Linked DNA regions of Mus musculus: region 2 is linked to region 1. Evidence: chromatin loops called from intact Hi-C (ENCODE). Cell type or tissue: left cerebral cortex. All regions are shown on one strand. Links, peaks and the distances in the headings refer to the core of each region. The heading gives the core; the rest is flanking DNA. Region 1 overlaps Arhgap32 (Rho GTPase activating protein 32). Region 2 has its middle 49 kb from the start of Barx2.

Region 1 (5,378 bases), core at 153-5,152:
CAGCCCTGGGCTCCCTCTGCCTCATTCTGTCAGTGTGTCCCCGTGAAAGAGCTCAGTGCTTCAGGAAGGAAGGAGAAGCAGCAAGGATAGTTAAGCTGCAGTCACCAGGGGCTGCTCTGTCATTACACAAAGCCAATAGCCAGGCACAGGCAGAGACCGCCTGCTTCAAATGGCAGATTCCATGGAAATCTGCCACCTGACTGACACGCATCTGACTAAAAGATAATACATCCTACCGAATGGCATACCTTGGGAAAAGTATACTACTTCACTGACTTCCTCTCTAGCTTACCTTGTGGGAATTATTTAATCCTATACTTGGTGCTTCTTGTACCTGCCCCACAACTGGTGGCTGCTCTGCAGGCCTCTGGGAAGGAGGTGGAGGGAGGGGCCGATTAGTTCTGTGCGTGCGCTGAAGGGTGGCAGCCACAAAATCAGCAGCCGAGGGCTGCTCAGCCAGGACCCTGCTGGCCTCGCTGTTGCTCGGTTCCGCTCTTGCTGGAGTTGCCATCATGTAAGCCATGGTGGCTGTGCTGGAATTCTCTTCAGGGGACCCAGAGAGAGGGTGGTGGGCTTTGTCCCTAGGCAAAGTAGAAGGCATGGGAGATTTGTCTGTAAGTTCTGAGGAATGGTGGGGTTTATCCACACTGGTACCAAGGTAAGAGAGGGGCTGATCTCCACAGGAGAAATGGAGTGGAGACTGGTCCTGCTCCAAAAAGGAGACAGTGGACACGCTGCTCTTCCCAGCGTGGTCTTCAGGGAAACTTCCATGATCATCAGACTTCTCTGAGTCTGTTAAGGGAGCTGAAGTGCTTCTAGCCTTTTCTGGATCCCCAGATATATGGTTTCGATGTAGCGAATTCCCTATTAAGTCTACTTGGTGGAGTTGCTCCCCAGAGTCAGTTGTGTTGGACTGGGTGGGACCTCCCATAGCTGCTGCCTCAGGGAGAGGCTGGTTACAGTTTCCGAGTCCATTGATCTGCGGGTGGAACTGCTCTGCTGGCCGGTCCGTTTGGAAACAGGTTTTATCTAGAGTAAGGCTAGAGTAGGAACTAGGCAGCTTCTCTTCAGATGGAACGACTGCCGTGTCTCCATAACTAGTGCACCCAGCCTGGGAAGCCCCTGGTCTCTTCAGTGTCTGACTTGAGGCTTGCTGTGCAGACTCAGCTAACGCTAGTGCCAACATTCGGGCGACATTTTTCGGAGGCGGTGGTGGTGGGATAAGAGAGACTGAACTGACAGGAACGGGATCCTGAGGGGGGTCATGGGTAACTGCTCCTAGTGGGAAATTGGGAAAAAAAATTAGAATGAAAAGGTAGCTTATGTTACCCTATACGGAAAGCCAAACACTCCCCATGTGATCACTAAAAACATAAAAATATGCCTTCCATATTTCAAAATTGCAATCCATGATCTTCTATCCCACATGCAAATGCTGCTGAAACCACATCTGGTTGAAAGGGAAACTACCACAGTGTTAAAGGCTGCCAGTCCTCTTGAACTGCTACAGAGGGTGGAGGGAAGCAGGCCTCCACTGACTTAGAAAAGGTCACTTAGAGCACAAGCTTCCAGTGCTCAGACTGTGATGGTACTGCTACACTGGCTTGTCAACTTGTAAGGCTAGAATAGAATATGCATTAGAAGAGAAAACAGAATCAAGAGCTACACAGTTGTGCAAAAATTATCCATGAATCCTGACTGTCCAGAGACTTAAGGGGTCCTTTGTGAAGGCTCGCAGCAGGACCATGGGCCCTTTGGGGAGTTTTGTTTGCTTCATTTTAGTTTAGGGCTTTGAGCCCTCAGCACCATTCAGAAAAACATTCTTTGATTCTAGCCTAGCTGTGGAGAAGGCTCTCTTAAAAGGCACAGATGGCACACAGGACGGAAGACCCCTTTTAGCTTAGAGAAGGAACGGAGGAGAACAAACAGTACCTGTCTGACTCTGTCCAGACGGTACAGCCTTGCTCTGACTGCTCAGGACAGGCCGCTCCTCTGTCCCTGGCAACTCTACTTCTTCAGCTGCCCCCTGTTCCAGGGGCTGTGCTTCTGGTTCACAGGTCTCCTGTGCCTCTCTCTCACCTGCTTTCATCTTTCCTAGCTGCAGCTGGGTGGGGGATCTATTTATGACATCTCTTTCTTCCACACTTTTGTCCCAAGATGTAGGTGATGCATTCTGAGCTACAGTATTGGAGACCGTACCGATGACTTCTGATACCCGAGGTGGGAGAGTCACTGAAATAGGCTCAGATATGTTCATGGAAGGAGATTTGCTTAGCTTCCGCCCAATCTTCGGAGAGAAAGCATAAACAACCTTTTCTGTAAATGAAGATGGCTTAGAAGACTTGTCGTCAGTGGGGCTCAAGTCCAGGGTGAAAAACGGACTCAGTTTCTCCTGGACTGGAGATACAGGTTCGGAACTTGCGGTGCTTCCTGGAGTCTGTGACTGGCTACCACCTGCTTCTGCATCCTTCTTACTGGGACTCAGTTTATCCCTGGTATAACCTAATGAATCCAGAAAGGAAGCACCACTCTCCAGACACTCTGACTCAGCTTTTGGAGGACTACATTGAAATGACATGGGATCAAAGTCCAGACTGGCCACTCCGATGTCTGGTGGACTCAAGTCAACATCCTCAGCCGAATGAGGAGACACAAGAGCTGGAATGTGGAGCAGCCCCACTTCCTCTTCACTCTCGTTGTCGTGGGGCAGATTGTCATAGGAATTGCACCGGTTCCCCAGCACGTCGCCATTGAAAGAGGCAGAGAGCGCATCGCTGCTGGATCTGGGTCTTCTAGGTCGGAACAACTTGGAATCACCTGGTAAAAATGGACAGCAATGTCAGAGCATGGCTGTCACAGGACACAGCACCACCACTAGTCACCTATCTAGTACAGCAGGAATCATGCAACTTCAATCTCTCGTCCCATGAACTGTCTCTGGGTGTACAAACATCAGTTACATTTGTGGCAAAAGAACTTCTAAATAAAACACTAATTAAAAAGCACATGAACTACAGCTGATCCACAGCCTGGGTAAGAAAATGGCAAGAGACTCTTGGATTGTATGCCAAACTCAACATTGACAACTGCTATGACTTTGGGCAAATGTTCCTACTTTCTTTGTGTCTTATTTTATCACTGGTCTCATATTTGACTTGCAAGGTAGAAGTCATCACTGAAAGTAGCACCTTGGGTATCAAATAGTAACAAAAGGTTGTTTATTATGGGGAAATATCCTTATGGTACCCCAGACAAGAAGAAATGATACTTCTTCCTAATTAAAAAGTATTTACACACATTTAATAAAGCACTCTATTCACACACTTAAAATCCTTCCTTCTTTTCCAATGAAAACAGGCTTTTCACTTTCCAAGCAAATCCAAGTGGCACAGCTTAGCACAACACTTGCTTTCATAAAGTCTGATTCTGAATTTTAACTTAAGCTGTAACCACACCTCCCTCCAGTATCTGCCAGGTGATGTTGGTCCTTTGGAGGCAGACTCACTTTAAGGTGCCAGGTCCAACTACTAATGACCCTTGAAGACCACCCATCATTAACAAATGAGTCTCAAAGCTGCTCCAGTTACCAAATCTAAAGGAAACAGTGACACTCACTTTTAAGCACTGACAAATATAAATGTTTGCTTTGAAACATTTCAGCCATTTTACATAAACAGTATTTGTTGCCAAAATACCACACCATATTAAAATATCCATGAGTTTTAACTGAACCATACTTAATGCTAATAGTACTGGAAGTGATATTTCACAGCCTTCTTGCTAAGTATATATTCATAACATTGCTGCCTCTGTGTGTTTTATGTAATCCATCCGAGGACACTTTAGTCTTACCGTCAACTGCATGGAGAGAAGTAAGGGACTCTTCACTTTTAGCTGAGCGGAGGGTTCCTTCTGCCCTGCCACCTAAATAATAAAAACCAAGCAGTGTAAAGCCTGTGATTGATTGTTAAGGACTATACAGTTAAAGGGTCTGGACTTTCCCTAGCAACACTTGAATCTCCAAGTGTGATGAGCTGTCCATTTCGCAGTCATATTCAGCTTACTATCCCAGTATGGAATGTGCTGCATCATTCTGTTTCCAGTGTGGGGAAAAAAAATAAAACAAACAACTTTCCAAAGCCTACGAACTTGAGCCCAAAGGTGAACTAAAAGATTCTCTTCTTATAAGTTTCCAAAAGACCAACTTGGTAACCTTGGGTGATGTCTTTACAACTCTTATTTTTACTCGTATGCACATGTTCATGTGAGTATGCCCCACGTGTATGCCAGGGACCGAGGAGGCCAGAGAGGGTAAGGGATCCCTCGGAGGAGTCTCTGCTGCTAGGAAGCAAACTCAGTCCTTTAGAAGAGCTTTCAGCCGGGCGTGGTGGCGCACACCTTTAATCCCAGCACTCGGGAGGCAGAGGCAGGTGGATTTCCGAGTTCCAGGACAGCCAGGGCTACAGAAAGAAACCCTGTCTCAAAAAACAAACCCCCCCCAAAAAAAAAAAAGAAAGAAGAGAAGAGAAGAGAAGAGAAGAGAAGAGAAGAGAAGAGAAGAGAAGAGAAGAGAAGAGAAGAGAAGAGAAGAGGAAAGGAAAGGAAAGGAAAGAAAAGAAGAGCTTTCAGCCACTGAGCCACTCCTCCAGCCCCTCTGATGACATCTTACAGTGGCTCCTTTCTTCAAGGAGGGTGAAAATAAAAGACAAAGAGACATAGAGAAGAAGGCCCCATGAAAACATGGAGTTGTGCTACTTAAAGGCAAGAGATGTCATAGTTTGGAGGCTAATTATGGGATGGATCCCTGGATATGGCAGTCTCTAGATGGTCCATTTAGCCTCCAAACGATGACACCATTGCATACACTAGCAAGCCTTTGTTGCAAGGACCGTGATATAGCTGTCCCTTGTGAGACTAGGACGGGGCCTAGCAAACACAGAAGTGGATGCTCACAGTCAACTATTGGATGGATCACAGGGCCCCCAATGGAGGAGCTAGAGAAAGTATCCAAGGAGCTAAAGAGATCTGCAACCCTATCGGTGGAACAACATTATGAACTAACCAGTACCCCAGAGCTCTTGTCTCTAGCTGCATATGTATCAAAAGATGGCCTAGTCAGCCATCACTGGAAAGAGAAGCCCATTGGACACGCAAACTTTATATGCCCCAGTACAGGGGAATGCCAGGGCCAAAAAATGGGAATGGGTGGGTAGGGGAGTTGGGGGGGGAGTAGGGGGGGACTTTTGGGATAGCATTGGAAATGTAATTGAAGAAAATACGTAATAATAATTAAAAAAAAGGCAAGAGATGCTGGGAGCCGTAAGGGGATAGAAGAGACAGGAGGGTGTCTTCCCTAAGAACTTCAAGTGACCACAGGC
Region 2 (5,378 bases), core at 84-5,083, 290 kb after region 1:
AGCTATAGTATTTAGGATTTCCACTTATTTTGAGTTACTCTTGTGTCTGTTGGGAGGTAAGGTTCCAGCTTCATTCATTTGCATGTAGCCATCCAATTATCTCAGCATAATTGCCCCTCCCAGCATCATTTTCTTTTTTTCTTTCTTTTTTTGGTTTTTCGAGACAGGGTTTCTCTGTATAGCCCTGGCTGTGCTGGAACTCACTCTGTAGACCAGGCTGGCCTTGAACTCAGAAATCTGCCAGATTCTGCCTCCCAAGTGCTGGGATTAAAGGCGTGCGCCACCACCAACCGGCTATAAACCAACCTCTTAATGACCACTGTCACGTCCTTGTTGATCTTCAAGACCAGTGCTGTGGTGGAATGGGCAGACCTGACTGGTGAACAACACTATCACCCACTTGTGTGTGTGTATGTGACCATCTACCTTCAGAGTCCTTAACCATTTTAAATTTGTTCCCAGGTCAGTAACTTAGTGCTGCCTTCTATTGCCAATGTTATTAGCAGACTTTGAACATATTAGGGACAAGACAAACAAAAGAGAAAATGATACACAAAGCTGATGTCTTTGTTAAGTTAGAGTTTTATTGCTCTGAAGAAACACCATGACCACAGCAACTCTTATAAAAGATAACATTCAACTGGGGCTGGCTTGCAGTTTCAGAGGTTGAGTCCACTCTCATCATGGCAGGAAGCATGGAAGCTTACAGGCAGGCATGGTGCTAGAGAAAGAGTTGAGAGTGCTACATCTTGATCTGCAAGCAGCAGAAGGAGACTGTGTGCCACACTGGATGTAGCTTGAACTTGACCTCAAAGCCTGCCCATTCAGTGACACACTCCCTCCAACAGGGCCACACCTCCTAATATTGCTACTCTTTATGAGCCAAGCATTCAGACACATGCATCTATGGACGCCATTCCTAACTAATGTCTCACTGTGTAGCGTGTTATGCAGAATTACTTTACCTTTGTCCTGGGCTTCTTTGTATGACCTCAAGAATATTCTTTTCCAGCACTGCTCTTGCGGAGGATCCAATCTCAATTCTAAGCATCCACATCAGGTGGTTTATGACCACCTGTAACTCCAGCTCCTGGGGGCACCTGCATTTATGAGCACATACAACTCTAATATACATAATTAATAATTAAGATTAAAGTAAAAAATCCAATGTATAAAAGCTTTTGTCTTCTTCCTCCTCTTCCTCTCTCTTTCTTCTTCAATCCCCTGCCTCAGTGACTTTCTTGTTTAGTAACTTGGGTCAATGATAATACCTCCACTGACAGTGGTAAGGATCTAATATTGCTCCCCGGAGAGTCATGGGTTCTGTTGCCCAACACATATTCATTCTGGGAAGTCAATTGTTTGGCACACTTTCTTCCTTTCTTCTGACCACAAACACCAGGCGATTACTTATCTGTTTCCAAGAATTTACCGGTACATAAATCTCTCTACCAACACATGTAGTAAAATCATCGCTCCTTTATAGAAATGGTTTCTGAGGTCAGCACTTGATATTTTCTCAAGAGGGCTCCTCGTAGCTGGCATAGCCTGAGCTCTTGCCCTATAGAGCAGCCAGTCTGTGGCTTAGCTTGGTCTTTGCCCCTGCTCCCAATGGTCAATCACAGTTTCTATTTAGAACCTGCTTCTCCAAGCTCTGTTGCAAATGGGTTTTCTTAGTTTGTTGTTTTCTTAGTTAGCTTTATTGCTGTGAAAAACACCATGATCAATTCAACTCTTATAAAGGAAAACATTTGATTGGGGCTGTTTTACAGTTTCAGAGGTTTAGTCCATTATCACCATGGCAGGAAGCTTGGCAGTGTGCCGTCAGACATGGTGCTGGGGAAGAAGCTGAGAATTCTACATCTTGATCGGCAGGCAGCAGAAGGAAACTGTGTCACACTGGGTGTAGCTTGAGCGTAGGAGACCTCAAAGCCTGCCCCAACAGTGATACACTTCCTCTAACAAGGCCACACTTCCTAATAGTGCCACTCCCTAAGTCCAACCATTTAAACATGTGGGTCGATGGGGCCATACCTATTCAAACCAACACAGGAGTGAATTTTTTTGTGGAGATTAGGAATTCCCTCTTTTTATGTCCCCTTCCTTTTTTTTCTCTAAGTGAATTCTCTGAGCCAGCAGTCTAGTGTTTTTTGGGTAAGGACTGACTACAGCAAGCTTTGCTGTCCTAGATACTCAGTGGAGGGATAAGGGCAGCTTCCAGGGCTCCTCCCATTTTGCTTCTTCTGGCACAAATCCACCCCTGCACTGGCCGTTGCTAAGGTGACAGGGCTCCAGTCTTCTCCACATGCCAAGAGCAAGGTTGGACATCCTTTTTATAAGTGGACTGAGCAGCAGAAGGGAGCAATCTCTTTAGTGAGTTCCCACCTAACAAGACATCATAGAGACAGGAAGGGAAATGGTGATGTCCTTGTCCTGCAGAAAAGAAATCCTCCTGGAGATAGAGGGGGAGGGAACCCTGTGTTCTCAGCTGTGTCAGCTGAAGCAGAGTTGGTACGGAGTCAGGAGAGAGGGCATGTTGTCAGAGTTGTTAGGGTCAGAGCATTGGCCCTGGCAGCTAACAAGCTAGGCTTGTCTTCCCATCCTCAATAGGACAATTAAAGAAGCAAATAATGGTGAGAAGCAGAGAAAGGAGATTTATTTACTCTCTGTGGCTACATTGAGAAGAGGAGGAGATGAAGGGACCCAATGACCCCCAAATCCATCTTTTGAGTCCTAAAATGAGGCTTGATTTAAGTAGAGGGCACTAGATAAATTATACACAAGTACACAGACCTGGTCAAGGTCCAGCCATGCCTACTGACTCATCCTTGTCTTGGGTCTAGTCTCTCCTGCGGGCACTCTGACATGTTGACAGAACTGTGAAGTCTCTTTCAGGGAGTCGGACTCGTCCTCTGGCTGCATCCGCCTTTTGCTTCTCCCAGCAAGAGACTTCTGGTGAAAATTCCAATGTCCTCTGATTCTGTGGTTGTAATATTCTGATAATCAAAAGGAAGGAGCTTTGGAACGATCTCCTCACATGTTAGGATGATTAAATGGAGCTGGATGTGTTTGAACCACGCTTTGCCTTTGGTACAAGATTCTCATGAGCTGCTGTTTCTTCATGTGCTCTTAGGATTATTTCTAGGAAACGTTAAAGGGTTCTTTCTCTACTAATAGTTTGTGTGGAGAGCTGGGCATGGCTGCTTGTTGCGATCTATGACGAAAATACAATTGTGGATGCAAAACTCAGAGTGAAGACTTCTTTGCTTCCTACTTTCCTTTAAGTGATGTTCACTTTGGCCTCCGTTGTGTATTGCTACCTGCTCAATAATCTCTTTTTTCTTTTTGTTCAATGAAAGTAGTTTTTTAATACAATGTATTCTAGCAAAATTCCCCCCCACCCCCCAGTTCCTCCTTCCTTCCCTTCCCATCTGAATCTACATCCCTTTTTCTCTCCTTAGAAAACAAACAGGAATCTAAGTAATAATAATAAAATGAAATAAGATAAACCAATAACAAAAAAAAAAAATCAAAATATGACAAAACAACCAAAGAAGAAAAAGATCCAAAGAAAGAAGCACAAGAAATATGTATCAACCTGGGCAGTGGCAGCGCACGCCTTTAATCTCAGCACTTAGGAGGCAGAGGAAGGCAGATCTCTGTGAGTTCAAGGCCTGCCTCGTATACAGAGTGAGTTCCAGGATAGCCAGGGCTACACAGAGAAACCCTGTTTCAAAAAAAAAGGGGGGGGGGAAGAAATATATATCAATGCACAGACACCATGTATACACACTCATAGCAGTCCCAAACCAGAAGCCCTAATGTATACATGAAAGGACCTATAAGGTAGAAAAATTAAAACAAACACTTGCCCTGACTTAACATTCGGAGACAAAGAACCCCCAAAAGATCCTGCTGCATTCATTTTGTGTGGGTGATCTGTGCCCTTCCCCCAGCCTCGAGCCAAGCTAAACAGACCTTGAGTGCTTGCCACAATGGGACCCAGGTGGAGTCATCTGCTTTGCTGCACCTGCAACCTCCTATAGGAACTTAGAAGAATAGACTGCCCCTGAGCTTGCTTTGCAACATAATCCAGCTGAAACAAAGGATGGGTTTTGTGGGTTTTCCCTTTATAGCTGCAGAATTAAGCTTTGTGCCTTGATGAGAACTTGTGTCTTAGCTTCATCCTTCTCTTGCACTCCTTTTCATTTCCAGCTCCCCTTTCAGGTAGATCCAGTTCTCCATGGCCGCTGGAGGCTATAGTGATCTATTGCTGAGCATGGGGCCTATCCGTAATGCTGTGGTCCATACCCGGCTCTTCTTCTCTCTTGGCTCTCTCTTGAAGGTAAGAGGACAGGGATGAGCATAGGCGTGGGCAAGACTTGTTTTGTTTGTTTGTTTTGAGATAGAGTTGCTGTTTAATAATAAAACATGTACCTATCTTAAGTCTAAATCACTTTGGTGTGATAGCTGACCTCTTTGAGTTCTCTTTGGGCCAGAAACTGCAGTCTCTGGCATTAGCACCTCACCATAAAACAGTAGGGGATTAAGTAAAGGTTTAATTGCTAGAACCTTTTCCCTTTTGTCCAGATGCCTCTCATTTGTTGGGCTAGGGGAAGTTTGGAGCAATAAACTTCTATTGAACCAGGAGAAGAGAATCACACTCACAGAAGGAAAAACTTTTACACAAGCAAATATGGATTAAACGTACAAAAATCCATATGCAAATTAATGCACACATATTAATAAATTTTCATTCAAATCAGTTGGGCACAACTTTCCTACTATCTCATAATTACATACTCACACACACATACATCCATACTTACATATGTGTATGGAGCAAAAGACCAAGCGCCAGTGCAGAAAGAACTCACTCATTCTGGATGAAAAATGAGCTCCAATCTTTAATGCATACAGAAAGAAAAAGCTTCTATCCTTTTATTGCTACATGAATTAAAACCAAGTCTGTAAGAAGAAAGCTTTGTTCTCTTTAGCCTTGTTATTAAGAAAAGACCTGTTCTGTCCCATGGTAAGGAGAAGCCTGCCTGCTCCTTCTGCTCTCTCTGCAGCTTCTTCTTTTTTCCTCTTTTCCTCTGCATTCTGCACATTGCTCTCTCAATTTTTTAAGTTGCCTTATATTTTCTAAGTTATTCCACTCTGCATTCTCCTTCTAATCTTGCTGTCTCCTCCTGCTCTGATGAACTGCTCTGCTCCCAATGCCTTACTCCCAAAGCCTTTATTCCCAGTGTTACGTTCCCATTGCTATCTCTCCAATGTTATATCTTCCAATGTGATCTTTCCCAGTCTTTTGTACCTTTCCTAGGAAAGTGGATCACATGGCTTTTCCAAGCATCCCTTTTTCAACAAAAGTTCAC

Evidence for each region. Peaks named below come from ENCODE experiments on the same cell type or tissue, not always from the same donor. Only the 100,000 strongest peaks of a DNase experiment are listed, where the experiment ranks them.
Region 2: it touches region 1 in a loop (2.3-fold over the local background); 4 of 42 quality-filtered maps call a loop at or near these places.

The regions. Positions count from the first base shown.
Region 1 is chr9:32,252,613-32,257,990 of GRCm38, reverse strand. Arhgap32 (Rho GTPase activating protein 32) reads right to left here. Exons shown (of 23, transcript NM_001370958.1): 20 at 3,853-3,924; 21 at 1,933-2,817; 22 at 293-1,278. Among named protein-coding and RNA genes, the nearest start is that of Kcnj5, 89 kb to the left of the region's middle. In left cerebral cortex, for the core only: no CTCF peak of the experiment used is centred there; no DNase peak of the experiment used is centred there.
Region 2 is chr9:31,959,329-31,964,706 of GRCm38, reverse strand. No RefSeq gene overlaps it. Among named protein-coding and RNA genes, the nearest start is that of Barx2, 49 kb to the right of the region's middle. In left cerebral cortex, for the core only: no CTCF peak of the experiment used is centred there; a DNase peak (open chromatin) is centred at 2,246.